Linked DNA regions of Homo sapiens: region 1 is linked to region 2. A link is a loop called in an ENCODE intact Hi-C map of the cell type or tissue named here. Cell type or tissue: B cell. All regions are shown on one strand. Links, peaks and the distances in the headings refer to the core of each region. The heading gives the core; the rest is flanking DNA.

What was found. Peaks named below come from ENCODE experiments on the same cell type or tissue, not always from the same donor. Only the 100,000 strongest peaks of a DNase experiment are listed, where the experiment ranks them.
Region 1: it touches region 2 in a loop (5-fold over the local background); 1 of 110 quality-filtered maps calls a loop at or near these places.

What each region holds. Positions count from the first base shown.
Region 1 is chr10:3,480,709-3,486,916 of GRCh38, forward strand. The region is part of intron 3 of LINC02669 (long intergenic non-protein coding RNA 2669); the gene reads right to left. All of the region lies in intron 1 of LOC105376360 (a long non-coding RNA gene), which reads left to right. The region is part of intron 1 of LOC124902538 (a long non-coding RNA gene); the gene reads left to right. LOC107984192 (a long non-coding RNA gene) reads left to right here and starts at 2,839. Exons shown (of 2, transcript XR_001747329.1): 1 at 2,839-4,775; 2 at 5,113-6,208. RefSeq lists an enhancer at 5,301-6,208. In B cell, for the core only: a CTCF peak has its summit at 3,906; DNase peaks (open chromatin) are centred at 3,973, 4,793 and 5,843; H3K4me3 peaks cover 2,862 bases; H3K27ac peaks cover 2,504 bases.
Region 2 is chr10:4,329,922-4,337,849 of GRCh38, forward strand. It overlaps LOC105376370 (a long non-coding RNA gene), which reads left to right and starts at 4,537. Exons shown (of 3, transcript XR_930589.3): 1 at 4,537-4,573; 2 at 4,653-4,810; 3 at 6,443-6,894. In B cell, for the core only: CTCF peaks have their summits at 3,086, 3,292 and 3,549; DNase peaks (open chromatin) are centred at 3,090, 3,330 and 4,320; H3K27ac peaks cover 2,902 bases.

The sequences.
Region 1 (6,208 bases), core at 1,209-6,208, 850 kb before region 2:
AACTGTCCATTGCCACAGGCTCTTAGTAAAGACTTGTTGGATTGCATCGGATTGCTATCCACACTCAGCAGCCTGACCCTCAGCAAAGCTCAAGGATTCAAGGTGATGGGCAAAGCAGGCAGTTTTGAGTCCTACTGGGAAGCTGGAGTGGGCTGGGAATGCCGGAACCTCACTCGGCATGTTCCAAAGCAGAAGCTCTTGGTCTTGACTGAGTCTTAGAATTAGCTGGGGTGGGGTAGGGGAGGTTTAAACATCTCTGATGCCCAGGCCTCACTCCAGATCCATCACATCAGACTCTCTGGGGGCAGGACCCAGGCATAAGCATTTCACAGCTCCCTGGTTGCTTTCTATGTGGAATCAGGGTTGAGAAACTCTGTTCTAGTCCACAGTATCACCAGCAGACATGGGGAATTACAGCCATGTCATAAGTAACCCTTGGACTGCACTGCCTCTGATAAGATCCACAAGGTCATTGCCTTTCTACAAGTCATTGATGATGGGAATCCCTGATCATTTTCAAGATCTCAGTCATGAATATTGTGGATTGAAAAAGAAATATGTAGAAACAGGAACAAAATACTTTCATTATTTCTTATCCTTTGGCATACATTGAATTAGAAAACAAACCATCTAAATACTCTCACTTCAAGTTTAAATTTTTGTGAACTCTGGAAAAATAGTTTATTTATTAATTCATTTATACACTCACTCGTTCAGCTACGCTCTTCAGCAAATTGTATGTGGATTTTCCACTAGAACATAAGACAAGAGGGCATTGCCTGGTGTTCATTCACCATGTCTCCTTCACCCGTAACAATGCCGGGGACACCTCGAGTGCTTGTATTATTCTATGCAGGCTGCCATAACAAATACTACACACTGGGCAGCTGAAACCCAGAAATCTATTTTCTCACAGCTCTGGAGGCTGGAAGTCGAGATCAAAGCATGGGCAGGGTCGGTTTCTCCCAAGGCCTCTCTCATGACTTGTAGATGTGATCTTTCATCGTGTCCTCACAGGGTCATTCCTCTGTGTGTCTCTGCGTATCCAAATGTCCTCTTCTTCTAAGGACACCAGTCACATCGGATTAGGGTTCATCCTAAAATAACCATTTTAACTTAGCCACCTTTTAAAATGTCCTGTCTGAAAATACAGTCACATTCTGAGGTTGTGGGGATCAGGGCTTCAGCGTATGAATTTATGGGGGAGGGCAAAATTGTGTTTATAACACTGCTCGATGCATACAAACTAAAATGAATAGATGAAAATATTTGTAACAATGGAATTGGAGAAAAATGTGAAAATTCATTTGGGGTGCTTGTTAGATCTCCAAAAGAGTAGGTTTGGGGTAGAAATGCTGGAAATTCAGTGGTGGTCTGGGGTGAGCTGCCTTGATACTTGATCTGTCTTCCTTGGAAGGCATGCATCAGCCCATACCTTAGAATTTGACAGGAGACAATATCAAGGAAAACTTTCTCATCTCACAAAGATGGGAAAGAGGAAAAGTGATCTGCCATCTCCCTGTGTGTAGAGGAGGGCAGTGGTGCACGGAATAGGAGAGCCAGCGGATGCAGCCACTTGCCCTGCAAAGTTTGCATGGGCAACTGGCGTGGGCAGCGATGCTGCTGTGACAGAGGCCGAGGTGCCACCGGTGGTTCTGAGACGTGTGGAGAACATTTCACTCTTGGGAGCTGCTTCTTAGTCACCGCAAAACATCCATCAGAAACGAATCTGCCCATGTCCTGCCCGTGTGCTTCTGCAACATGTTGTAACCTGACACCGTTTTTGCATAAAGTTTGTAATTGGACCATTGCACCAAAGAAACCTGAAAAGCCTGCCGTGAATCATCAGGCACGGGAAGAAAGAGAGTGATGTCACGGAAATCTCATTAAAGTGTCCCCGTGCACATTGGAGATTCTTCGTTTTGTGCCACAGTCAGGAGAGGGGAGAAAACCTTTCCTAGGTGATGCTCCCTTGAAGGCTAAGTCTGAGTGTTTTAGGTATTTCCTTTTAAAGAAATCATGCACTATGACAAATGAAAGTGTGTAAGATTGCATTGTTACTTTCCTGTGCATGGCTGGACACACACTGGCGTCAGTCCTTGCCTGGGAAACAGTGGCATTCTGTACTTTATTGGAGTGCATTCTTGGGAAGCATTTGTTTGAGATCCTCTAGGGTCATCTAAGGGGCTCCCATGGCAAAGTGGCTGAAGATAAAAGTCAAGGTGAATCTAGCAGCTCAAAGTTTTCATGGGTCATTTATGATGGGTGTTAGGTCATCATCCTTGCCTATAAGATTGGAAATTAGGAGGCAGACTGACGTTTAAGCAAACAATTAGTAGTGTAAGTAAAGTTAATATGAAGAATAAGTCAGCTGGGCATGGTGGCTCACACCTATAATCCCAGCACTTTGGGAGGCCAAGGCAGGAGGATCAATGGAGCACAGGAGTTCCAGACCAGCCCAGGCATCATAGTGAGACCTAGGTTAAGACCTTGTCTCTATTAAATTTGAAAAGATTAGGCAGGGGTGGTGGTGCCTGCCTGTGGTCCCAGCTACTCAGGAGGCTGAGGTGGAGGGTTGCTCGAGCCCAGAAGGTCGAGGAGCAGTGAGCCATGATCATGTCACTGTGCTCCAGCCTGGGTGACAGAGCAAGACCCTCTCTCAAAAAAAAAGCCAATTTGAATGTTCTGTGTATGTATGTCTACATGCCCATGTGGTATGTGTACACATGTGTATGTGGATGCCTGTATGGTACATGTACCTGTGCCTGTGTTTGCATATGTGCACATGCATGTGCACGTGTAAATCTTTATGTGTATGTAGGTTTGTGTGCAAGAAAGTACATGTCTATATGTGTGTTAACATGTGCATGTATGTGTGCACATGCCTATGTGTACACACGTACAATGTGTGCATGCATGTACGCACCTATATAAGCATGTGTGTGCCTGTCTGTATGTGTACATCTCTGTGTACACATACATGTGTGTATAGGCATGTATGCATGTGTGTGGCTGCCTGTACGTGTACGTCTGCATGTGTCCACATATGTGTGTATAGGCATGTATACATGTGCATGTGGTTTGGAACAGGGAGCTACAGCATGACAGGCATGGCATTGTTCAGAGAAGAGAAGTGAGAGAAAGCTCCTGAACTCCTCCTCAGGAAGGCATCAGGAAGCGCGGCCTCTGCCTATCGGGATCTCACCACAGGGCTCTCCTCCCGACCCACTCCGCTGTGAGTAGAAGGGGGACATTGTCCCCACCAAGCCCCTGCATCCAGTTCTTTCCCAGCTGCTTGCCTTTTTCTCTGCAGGCTCCTGTAGGATGTACAGAGCCTCTTCAAGGGTAGTCCCTGTGACTTCCACCATGGGGTTGAGAGTGCAGACTGAGTTTTATGGAAATATCTCACGTGGTTCCACTTTCTCTGTTGGGGCCACTGAGCAATGCATTCCTTCTGGGCCCGTGTGGCCTTATTTTTCTGTTTTTTTCTTCACGCCCTATTGTTGAAGGTTCTATGGTTTCATATGCTTTATCCCGATAGCATGTTGCCCCCTCATAGCAGCTGGTTATTTGGCCCTGATGAGGTGGAGCTGGGGTTCCCGTTCCGGCTCCAGCCCTGGGCTGTTTGAAATTCACCCCGCCCTGGCTCTTGATTTCCTCTCCCTCTGGTTTCTAGTAAGGGGAGCGCCAGTCCAGTCTGAGCTCCACTGTCACTGCCGTCACCTTCTGATGGAAACCTGCTAGTTGTAAAGTCACCTCCCTCCATGCTCCATGGGAATGCTTGACGACTCCAGATATCCTATAATTAACTGCAGGGCTTGACGGGGGACAGAGAAACTCCACCGCATGTTTATTTTTACAAAGAGGCAGCCGCACAGAGGTTGCTGAGCACACATTTATGCTGAAACACTCGCCTAGGCAGCCCTCTTCATGGCCTGTAGGATGACAGTGAGGGCACTGTTGTGTTCAGCAATTGCCACAGGAAATGACTTTATGCAAATAATCCCAGGGGAGATGCTGTAGGCTCTGAGAAAGCCGTAATTACAGCTTCCACCCGGGCATTTTCAGTGATCAAGTCTCTGGAATGTAATCTTTCCAGGCCTTCTGGAACTGGGAGTGATAAACAATCATTTGGGATAATTGCCCGAGAGCAGCCTCCACTCTCCCAGAGGCCGTGGGGCAGAAATTCCAAGTCCCTGCCTCTGAGAAGGGGGTCCTTTGGCCACCTCCCTCCGCGGTCCTGGCCAACATGTCTGCATCTCTGAAATGGAGCTTTCCTCTCTCCTGGGCTGTTCGGAAACCGCCTTCTGGGATAGACATCTCCAAGGAAGAGCTGTGTCTACTTTGTTTCTTCCCCGCCTCTCACACCCGGTTCAATGTGATACCACAAATATGGCGAGCTGTTTGAAATAATTTGCAGAACCCAACACTGAAGACAAGCTCCAACCTTCCAGGGTATATTTTGAGTATTTTAGCACGAGTGTCAAGATTTTATGCGTTACAGTATGCTCATGATATCTTCCCTGCGGTTTATTTTGGGCGAGATAAAATCTGTAGCAATTAGTTTCTCACAAGTCTATTTTATGCAGAAGAATCTGTTATTTCCTAGGCGTGTGATTTCTTTGGTTTTACCTTTACCATGAGTGTCTTCCTTCCCAGATCTCTGCTCCCCCTTGGGGTTGGCAGTTGTCCTTCGCTTCTGCCTTCTGGGCTGTGCTCCGTCCCTTAAATGCTGTTTGGGAAGACGTCAAGTGCAAATGAGGAAGCTGCTGTAGGTTAGTGAGCCATACCCAGGACCGAAATAGAAAAGTGCTGGTACCAACAGGAAATGAGAGAGTGTGTGTGCAAAGATGAGGCTATGGTTGGGATTTTGTATTTTAATCTTGTCTGAAACGTGTGTATTTCTGTCATGGGAACCAGCAAAGGACGTAGAAACAGGTAGCGTAAGACCCCTTAAGATAAAGGGAAGGAGTCCATTGTTTGCATAGAGCAGGTGTCTATGGGCGGTCCACTTTCTCTCTTTGCGTTTCTTCGAATTCTTCATTTGTACTCCATTCAACCACTTGTAAACCCTTGGTCAAACTGTTAATTGAGACGTAAATTCCATTGTAGGTATCCCTGCGATCGAAGGAAATAAAAATTCTGTCTCTCTGGAATTAGGAAGAGCATGCAGAACGTTGAAAGGGTTTAAGATGGACTAAGGTGTGTGTGAAAATGCCTCTTTTCAAAAAACCAGAAAAGAGAGCCTGCACTAATTACATGATTGTGCTTTCTTTTTAAAAAAGTTTCCAATTTTACTTAAATGGGAGAGAAACCACAGCGGATGAGGCACTCCAGGCCTTTTTCTTTTTTTCAGCAGTGGAGCAGCAGAAATCATGGATCACAAGTGTCTCTGTAATCAGGCTGCACCGAGACATTTCTCGGCATTTCTGATGTTTCAACCCTACCCCACCTGCCAGGAGGAGGCTCCAGCCCGCCAGGAGGGCAGGAGGCCATTGCTGCTGCCACTCCAGAACCTCATAAGGGTTTATTGTCTGCCCACAGTGTATTTGTCAAGGTGGGCACCTTGCGTCGTGGGGCACTCTGTTTTTTTTTCTCTCTCTTTCTTTATATATATGCATACACAGACACACACACACAAACACACACACACACACGGTCATTGCAGTTTACAAAGAAAAGAAAAGAAAAAAAAGAAGAAAAGAAAAGAAAAAAGGCAAACCAATTCCCCTCTGTCTGGGACCCAGATCAGAGCCAGCCTGCCATGACCAGTCTGGAAGAAGGTGGCAGAGAGGTGGGGCAGCTTCCCGAGGCCTGGGAGGTGCGTCTCCATGGCAACTGCGGGGCTTTCCCAGATGATGTCACACATCACACAGGATTCCTGAGATCCACCTGGAGATTGGCTGGTGAAGGATCACTGCCTTTTATCTTGTTCCAACTCTTTATTTGCGCTATAGACAGGCACTGTTTCTTACTTTAGCTCCGAGAGCAGTTTCTTCTTGATACCTAAACTGCTGGGCTGACCCCTTGTATCCTAGATTCTTTACAAGGGGGAAAAATATGTTTTTTAAACAAACGTGTTACCAGGGTGAAGTCTGAGGAGCTGGAAGGGAGGGAGACAGGGGCTTTGCTGTCCTGAAGTGATGCCTTTGCTGTGGCGTGACAGCTCAGACTGGAGCCGGGCCCCAGGGAAGGGACTAAGTAGGTG
Region 2 (7,928 bases), core at 1,145-6,144:
CAGAGAATCCAAGAAGAACCTGAACAGGCAGGCCTTGCTGGGATTTCCCCTCACTCTATCACTATTAGATCACAGCCTTTTGTCTAATCACATTTCTACACAACTGTCCGTTCTTTATAGAATGTAGGCATAAAAATAATTTTCCTTGAGATTTTGGCTCTTCATTTCTGCATTACTCTGTGTCATGTAAAGTTTGATTAATAATTTTGTTATACTTTTCTCCTGTTTACCTGTCTTTTGTTACAGGAGTGTTCACTGTCATCCTCCTAATAGGTAGGGGATGGTATCACACCTTTCCGCCTTAAAGCCTCAAGAGGTGAAAGAAGGCCTATTGTAGTCATATGGCACAGGGCAGAGAATCTCCAACTTTAATTGTCTGGGATCTTGTTTCAGGCAGATAATTAGCAGGAGAAAATAGAGTCTGACATTGAGCATTTTAATGAGTGCCTGGGCAATATCAAGGCTGGTTGTAATATCAAGGCTGGTTGTTCAGGGAGCACAATGACTCTCTAAGCCTGGATTCCTCACTTGCAAACGAGAGTGGTGCTGCTCACAACTCAGGTACTATTTGGAGAATCAACAAGATTTGACGTGACATGATAAACCCAGAGAATGAAAGCCAGGAAGCATTTAATACATGCTACAATTTTTCCTTTGCTTTTAAAAAGTTGATTTGTTATCAAGAGAAGATGACAGAAATAATACCATTTCGTAACTTTCCATTCTTCACTTTGATAGTTTATCATATATGTGTTTATTTTTCTCATAATAATATACAGGAAACACATTATATTTTCCTAGCGCTAGTCAAATTCTATTTAAGTTTGTTAACACACTAAATCATTGTCAGATAGGGGTCATCATTAGGTTTCATTGGTGTTGGTCAAAGTGGACACTATTTCCAAGACAGCACTTTCCGCCAGAGATTGTGGCATTTTGCCCAATATCTGTTAGGCCGCTTGATGGCTTTTCACATGCCTAGTGAAAAAATTTTTTTTTCCTTTTGATTCTGTTTTTCTCATAATAAAAACTCCCTTTAAAATTGAAGGCAAATTTTATTTTATTGTGGAAATAATCCAGCTTGAGAATGAATCAATGCCACACTTTTTCCATGGAATGAAAGTATAACCTCGTTAGGCTTTTGTGTGTTTTCACAGATGTTGTTCTCCTTTTTTGTAGAAGTGAGCTATCAAAACCTTATTCTGCAGCCATATATACAGGTACAGGTTGAAGCTAGAACTCAGGATAATAGTATACTGAAATTTTTAGCAGCCTAAATTTGTATTTTAAGTAATTATGTCCACCCGTAAGGCAAATATTTAGAACATGTCTGTGTTGACTGGCCCTGTCGACCTCCTGATGGGACTTTTAAGACAAAATGAACACATTGTTTCTGCTCCCTGTGCCCTGAGGGTGGGAACCAGGCTGTGATGTCTTTAAATAGTCACAGGTTGTATCTCTAACCTTTGTGCCATTTCCTAATGATTCATACCCCCAACTGCAGCTTTTGAATAGCTGACAAGCTCAACTCTTAGTGATATAACTTTTAATAACATATATTCTTATTACCTAGGATTTTTTTTTTTTTTGCCATAAAAATACATGGCAGTAAGTTTTTATCCCCCTCCCTAATATGTGAATAAAAATAAAGAATTTTTTAATTAAAAAAACAGGGGTGTGTAGTCCTGAATGGCGTAGTTCTGAGGCTCTCTTTGTTACAACTGTGTGTTAAAGGAAGTCTACCAGGAGCTTGAATGTATATGTTTTAATACTGCTTTGTCCCAAACCATTTTTGTACCTTTTGTATCATGAATTATTTTACATGGCACAAAATAGAAGAAAACGATTAAAACATTGGAGAGAATAATGTCCGTCGTGGTGTAGTGGGAAGCAACAACATTGAGAGCAGAACTAGGGTGACCAACTAGACTGCTCCCATTTGTCCAGGATGGAAGAATTTCCCTAACCGTGGACGTACAGGAGGAACTCCAGGATAGCTGGTCGCTTCGGCTGCCAGCCTCACTGGCGTCAAATAAAGGCTCTGCATTTTACCAGCATGGAAACTTCTGGCAAAGCCACTTCTCAGAGCTTTGGTTGTCTTCTTTATTAGCATAAATACTCTTTATGATTTTGTTAAATTAAGCATGGAATAAAGTGTTCTGCTTACATATTTTAAGTTTGCCTGAAAGGTTTCTCCATACATAGTGGGCTGTAACCTAACTGGATATGTGAACCAACTGTCACCTCCTCTTGTAGCAATCAGTTTCTGCCAGTCAGAGGTGGCCAACTGTCCAGACCAGGCTCAAATAAAGAAAACGCAGAACTGTAACCGATTGGGTGTTTTTACATGTCACTTCCGTCTTCTGTACCTTACTTCCATCTTCTTTAACTCATTTCTATTTTCAGTACTTCACTTCTGTCTTCTGTACCTCATGACCATCTTCTGAACCTTGTTCCCTCTTCTCTATCACACTTCCGTTTTCTATCACTTCTATCTTCTCTAACTCATTTCCACCTTCTGTACTTCACCTCTGTCTTCTGTACCTCGTCATCTTCTAGGCCTTCTTCAGTCTTCTGTGCCTCATTTCCATTTTCCTTACCTTATTTTCATCTTTGTACCTCACTTCTGTTTTTCATAAATGACTTCCGTTACCTGTTACTTCCGTTTTCTCCACATCACATTCGTTTTCTGTACCTCACTTCTGTTTTCCTTAACTGATTTCCATCTTCTGTACCTCACTGTTTTTCATAACTCACTTCCGTTTCCTGAGACTTACTTCCGTTTCCTCCACCTCACTTCCATTTTCTGTAACATCGATTTTCACAACCTCACTTCCGTTTGTTATACCTTATTTGCATCTTCTGTATCTTACTTTTTCACTACCTCACTTCTGTTTTGAGTAACTCACTTTCATTTCTTATGATGTACTTTGGTTTTCTCTACCTCACTTCTATTTACTACACCTCACTTCCGTTTTCATTACCTCATTTCCATCTTCTGTACCTCACTTGTTTTTCATAACTCACTTCCATTTTCTGTGACTCACTTCCATTTTCTCTACCTCACTTCCGTTTTGTCTACCTCACTTCCGTTTTTTCAACCTGACTTCTGTTTTCTATACCTTACTTCCATTTTCAGTGACTCACTTCTGTTTTTTATACCTTATTTCCATCTTCTGTATCTTACTTTTCACTACCTCACTTCTGTTTTTCCTATCTCACTTCCATTTCCTGTGACTTATTTCTGTTTTCTCTACCTCACTTCCTGTTATTAGACCTCACTTCTGTTTTTTTACCTCATTTTCATCTTCTGTACATCACTTGTTTTTCATGACTCTCTTCGGTTTCCTGTGACTTCTGTTTTCTGTACCTCACTTCTGTTTCCCTAACATCATTAGCATCTTCTGTACCTCACTTCTATTTTTCATAACTGACTTCCGTTTTCTGTGACTTACTTCCGTTTTCTCTACCTCACTTCCGTTTGCTGTACCTCACTTCTGTTTTCTGTAACTTCCGTTTTCACTACCTCAATTCCGTTTTTTATACCTTATTTTTGTCTTCTGTATCTTATTTTTTCACTACCTCACTTCCGGTTTTCATGACTCACTTCCGTTTGTTTACTTCACTTCCGTTTTCCGTACCTCTCTTCTGTTTTCCTAACATCATTTGCATCTTCTGTACCTCACTTCTGTTTTTCATAACTCACTTCCGTTTTCTGTGACTTACTTCCGTTTTTTCTACCTCACTTCCGTTTTTCTACCTCACTTCTGTTTTATGTACCTTACTTCCGTTTTCACTACTTTACTTCCGTTTTTATACCTTATTTCCGTCTTCTGTATATTACTTTTTCTCTACTTCACTTCCGTTTTTCATAACTCACTTCCATGTCCTGTAACTTACTTCCGTTTTCTGTACCTCACTTTCGTTTTCTGTACCTCATTTCCGTTTTCTGTACCTTACGTTTTCACTACCTCACTTCTGTTTTTCATGACTCACTTCCGTTTCCTGTACATCTCTTCTATTTTCTCTACCTCATTTCCGTTTTCTCTAGCTCACCTCTGTTTTCTATATTTTCCTTCAGTTTTTACTACCTCACCTCTGTTTTTTATACCTTACTTCAGTCTTCTGTACCCTACTTACATTTTCACTACCTCACTTCTGTTTTTTCATAAATCACTTACTTTTCCTGTGATTTACTTTGATTTTCTCTACCTCACTTCTGTTTTCTGTACCTCACTTTTGTTTTCTGTACCTCATTTCCGTTTTCTGTACCTCATTTCCGTTTTCTGTACCTCATGTTTTCACTACCTCACTTCTGTTTTTCTTAACTTACTTCCGTTTTCTGTACCTCACTTCCATTTTCTGAACTTCACTTCCATTTCCCTTACATCATTTTTATCCTCTGTACCTCACTTCTGTTTTCCATAACTCACTTCCGTTTCCTGTGACTTACTTCCGTTTTCTATACCTCACTTCCGTTTTCTGTATCTCACTTCCGCAATGGTCCCCACCTTGCCTGGAGACCAAGCTTTCTTTGCAGGCCTCATCAAGTGTGCTTGTGGCTTCATCAATAGTAAGTGCTATTCTCATGGTTATCTTCAGACAGAGATAAAACCATCAGTCTTGTTCTCAACTCTGCAACTTCTCTCCAGCAATCAGGTGCCTCTGGGGGACAGGTTGAAAGTCACACCAAGTCTGCTGGTTCTACACTAGCAGAGATGAAGTTTGGGTTGACAGATTCCCAGTGAGAATGCCAGCATCTGCTCTTCAACATCCCATGGCTGACCAGCTCCTTTACCTGCTATATTTTGTTAGTGTGCTTTTACTTTCATCTTTTCATAATAACTTGTAGTGTACAGATTATGGGACACTCTGCGGTGATTTATTTTTAGATCTTAAGAAACTAGACTTAGATTTCTTCAACTATTAAAAATCACAGAAACCAAGGCTATGCTTTCCATCACATTGCTGTAAGCCAGGCAAGCTCGGGAGTTAGGGCCTGATGTTCTTTCAAAACCTTGACTGTCCACAGGCATTTGCTTTCTTTTCAGTGAATCTCTCATCTGAGCTCCTGCTCATGGTAGTCGCAACTTCCATTTATTTTGTGGTCAGAATAGGAACCACTGAAGACAGCCTGTGGTCATTGTCTGCTGAGCAGTGCAGAACAATCTATTAAGCAGAATTCTGTTATTTTAAGGAGTTGAAGGCCCATAATTCTCCTGGCATGTTTTCACACAGTTAATGTTTCCAGGTATCTCGGCGTTGTTGAGTGTAAGCTGCTGTGATAGCTTATGCCAAACTATACTTGCCGTTTCCTTCAGTGGCCAATTTTTAATCCACTCTCTTATGCTGATATAGATGTTCTCTTTGTTTTCCTTTCTGACACAAGCAGGAAGTTTCCAGAGCCCCAAAATAAGAGAGCAAATGACTTACACTGCTTATTTCAGTTTAGTTAATTTATGAATATTTTCATAAAGTTTGATTTTCTGTGAACCACTTAAATTTAGTGAGAATATTTCCTTCTGTTCCAAAGTAAATAAATGAAGAAAGCTGGAGAAACTCATACCGTCTTTCAAGTAAGGAGAAGAAAACCGACCCATCGATTTCTCGTAATTCTATTCATGCTATGTCTTTGATGGGCTTTTAAGGAGCTGTTGTAACCCTGGGTTTTGAGGGCAGTGCATTCCTTTTAAAAAATATGATTCAACCATTAGAAATAGGTTGGAACTTCAAATACCTACCAGCTTCCTCCCATCGATTTTGCATTTTCTCCTAGGTTTATACAACATTAATTAGCCTAGCTTTGCTTTTTAGAGTAATATATTGTGGGTGGCACAACACTGCTGCCAAGCAGATTTGATGACAAAGAGGAGAGTGGTTTATGTTGGATTTGTATTTTAAGGGAAAAAAATACTTGCTATTCTTTGTCTCTCCCTTCTCAATATAATCAAAATTTAAAAATGAATAAAGCCAAGACAAAACAAACAAGGTAGCAAAACACCCCATACTATTATTCAAAGGATCTTAAAAATGTGAAACAATGACCCACTCTATGCCATTTACTTGACTATTTTAAACAGAAAACAAAATGTAGAAATGTAGAAATGAACAAAAATGGAACCTGAGGAACAATGACAGTGTTTTAAATTATTTCCATGAAAGTCCATGCTTTTATTTTTAGGCAATCCTCTTATGTACGCAATCACTGATTATTAATGATTTCCATAAGCACAATTCTTCCAAAAATCTTATCATAAAATATTTCTAACATAAAAGCTGAAAAAATTGCAGAGTGAACACTTGTGTACACTCCACCAGGATTTTATAATTAACATTTATTATCTGTTTTGTTTCATATTTATCTTATTTTCATTCCTCTGTCTAGAAATCAATCTATTATAAATACAATTTTAATCAGTTGATTTATCTTACTTTCCATCAGCAGAAATTTGGAAGCAATTAATTTGGAGGAGGAAAGAGTCTAAGTAAGATGCCTAACAGATCTTGGTGCGTTGACAACCTTGAAACTTGATGTTAATGGACAGGTACAAAGATGAAGATGAGCTGAACAGTCTTAGTGGTTGAAGCTGCTGCATGTAAGATAAGCATGTTAAATCCATGCCATGTATACTGCAAATCCCAATCCTGTGCACAAAGCAGGCATTGCTAAGAAGACCCTGCTGTATTTAAAAAGCCTAGATGCACTGATAGAACCCTCAACACAGGACTCCAGCCATGGACTACCATTGGTTCAGAGCTGCCAGTCCAGTAGTAGCTTATGCATCACCTACGGTAGAGTGGAAACTCTCCTGCACACGCCAGTCACTCCAAGGGCACTTTAATTAAAACCACACAAAATTTTTGTAGATAACAATAAACTTGATTATGGATAAATCATGAAATCAATAAATATAGAGTTCCTGGTACTCACCACCACCACCCCTTCTCTAATTTTTTTTCAAATTCAGGTAATCTCTATACCTTTTGCTTAAAAAAGAAAAGACAAGAAAATAAAATTTTACCTTACAATTCTAACCATCCTGAAAAGTTTTTGTGGCCTGGGTTAGACATGGGAAGGGGTTAGGAAGTTCTCAGTAAGAACAAAAGAAGCAATTATGCAGGTCAATATACAATGCATTGATGACCTAGGTGTGTGGTGGATGTAGGAGATGGAATTCAGCCAGGTGCATATTTTCCTGTAAGAGCCTCGAATGAGTGTGGGATGAATAAGAGGATGAAGGAATGGTATATGTACACACACAGCAATTTCTCAATAATGGATTTTGCAGACATAAATGTCATCTAGCTTTTATCGTTTGGTATAAAATCTCAAAGGCCTTAGCAAAACAATAAACTTCAATTAGCTTGATTGTGAATTTTTATGATTTCTTAATCTATTAACTTCTCATTGCTAATGTTACGGCAGTAATTTTGGAATAACCTGAGCAATAAATGCCATGATTAAGGGAGAAGGCAGGGAGGGGGGGTTAATATATTTTTAAATGGCTACTAGGAAAATAAAAGTTAACTTTTAAAAAAAGTTCTAACATATTAGTGGTGAACTTCATTTATCTAGAAGATTCCTGGAAATGAACTAGCTCATTCTCCAATAAATCATATGTGAGGCATTACCTACTATATATGCAGAGCAATATATTTTGTGACCTGCTGACTTTTTGAGTGAAGTAAAAATATTGCTTTTAATTCATCCTAATTGTAATGAGCTAAATCAATTTGCCTTTTGAGTCCTGCTGACAGCATAGAAATGTGGTGGTGACGGGGAAGAAACAGGAACCAGGGCAGCCAGGCCTGGTGGGTGTCTGGATTCTGCATATGGAACTTGCCTCCTTGCACTGTTTGTGTAGCTGGGCCACTGAAAATAGAGGATTTCCCTTTCTGAGATCCCTGAGGCCAACAGGAAGATCATA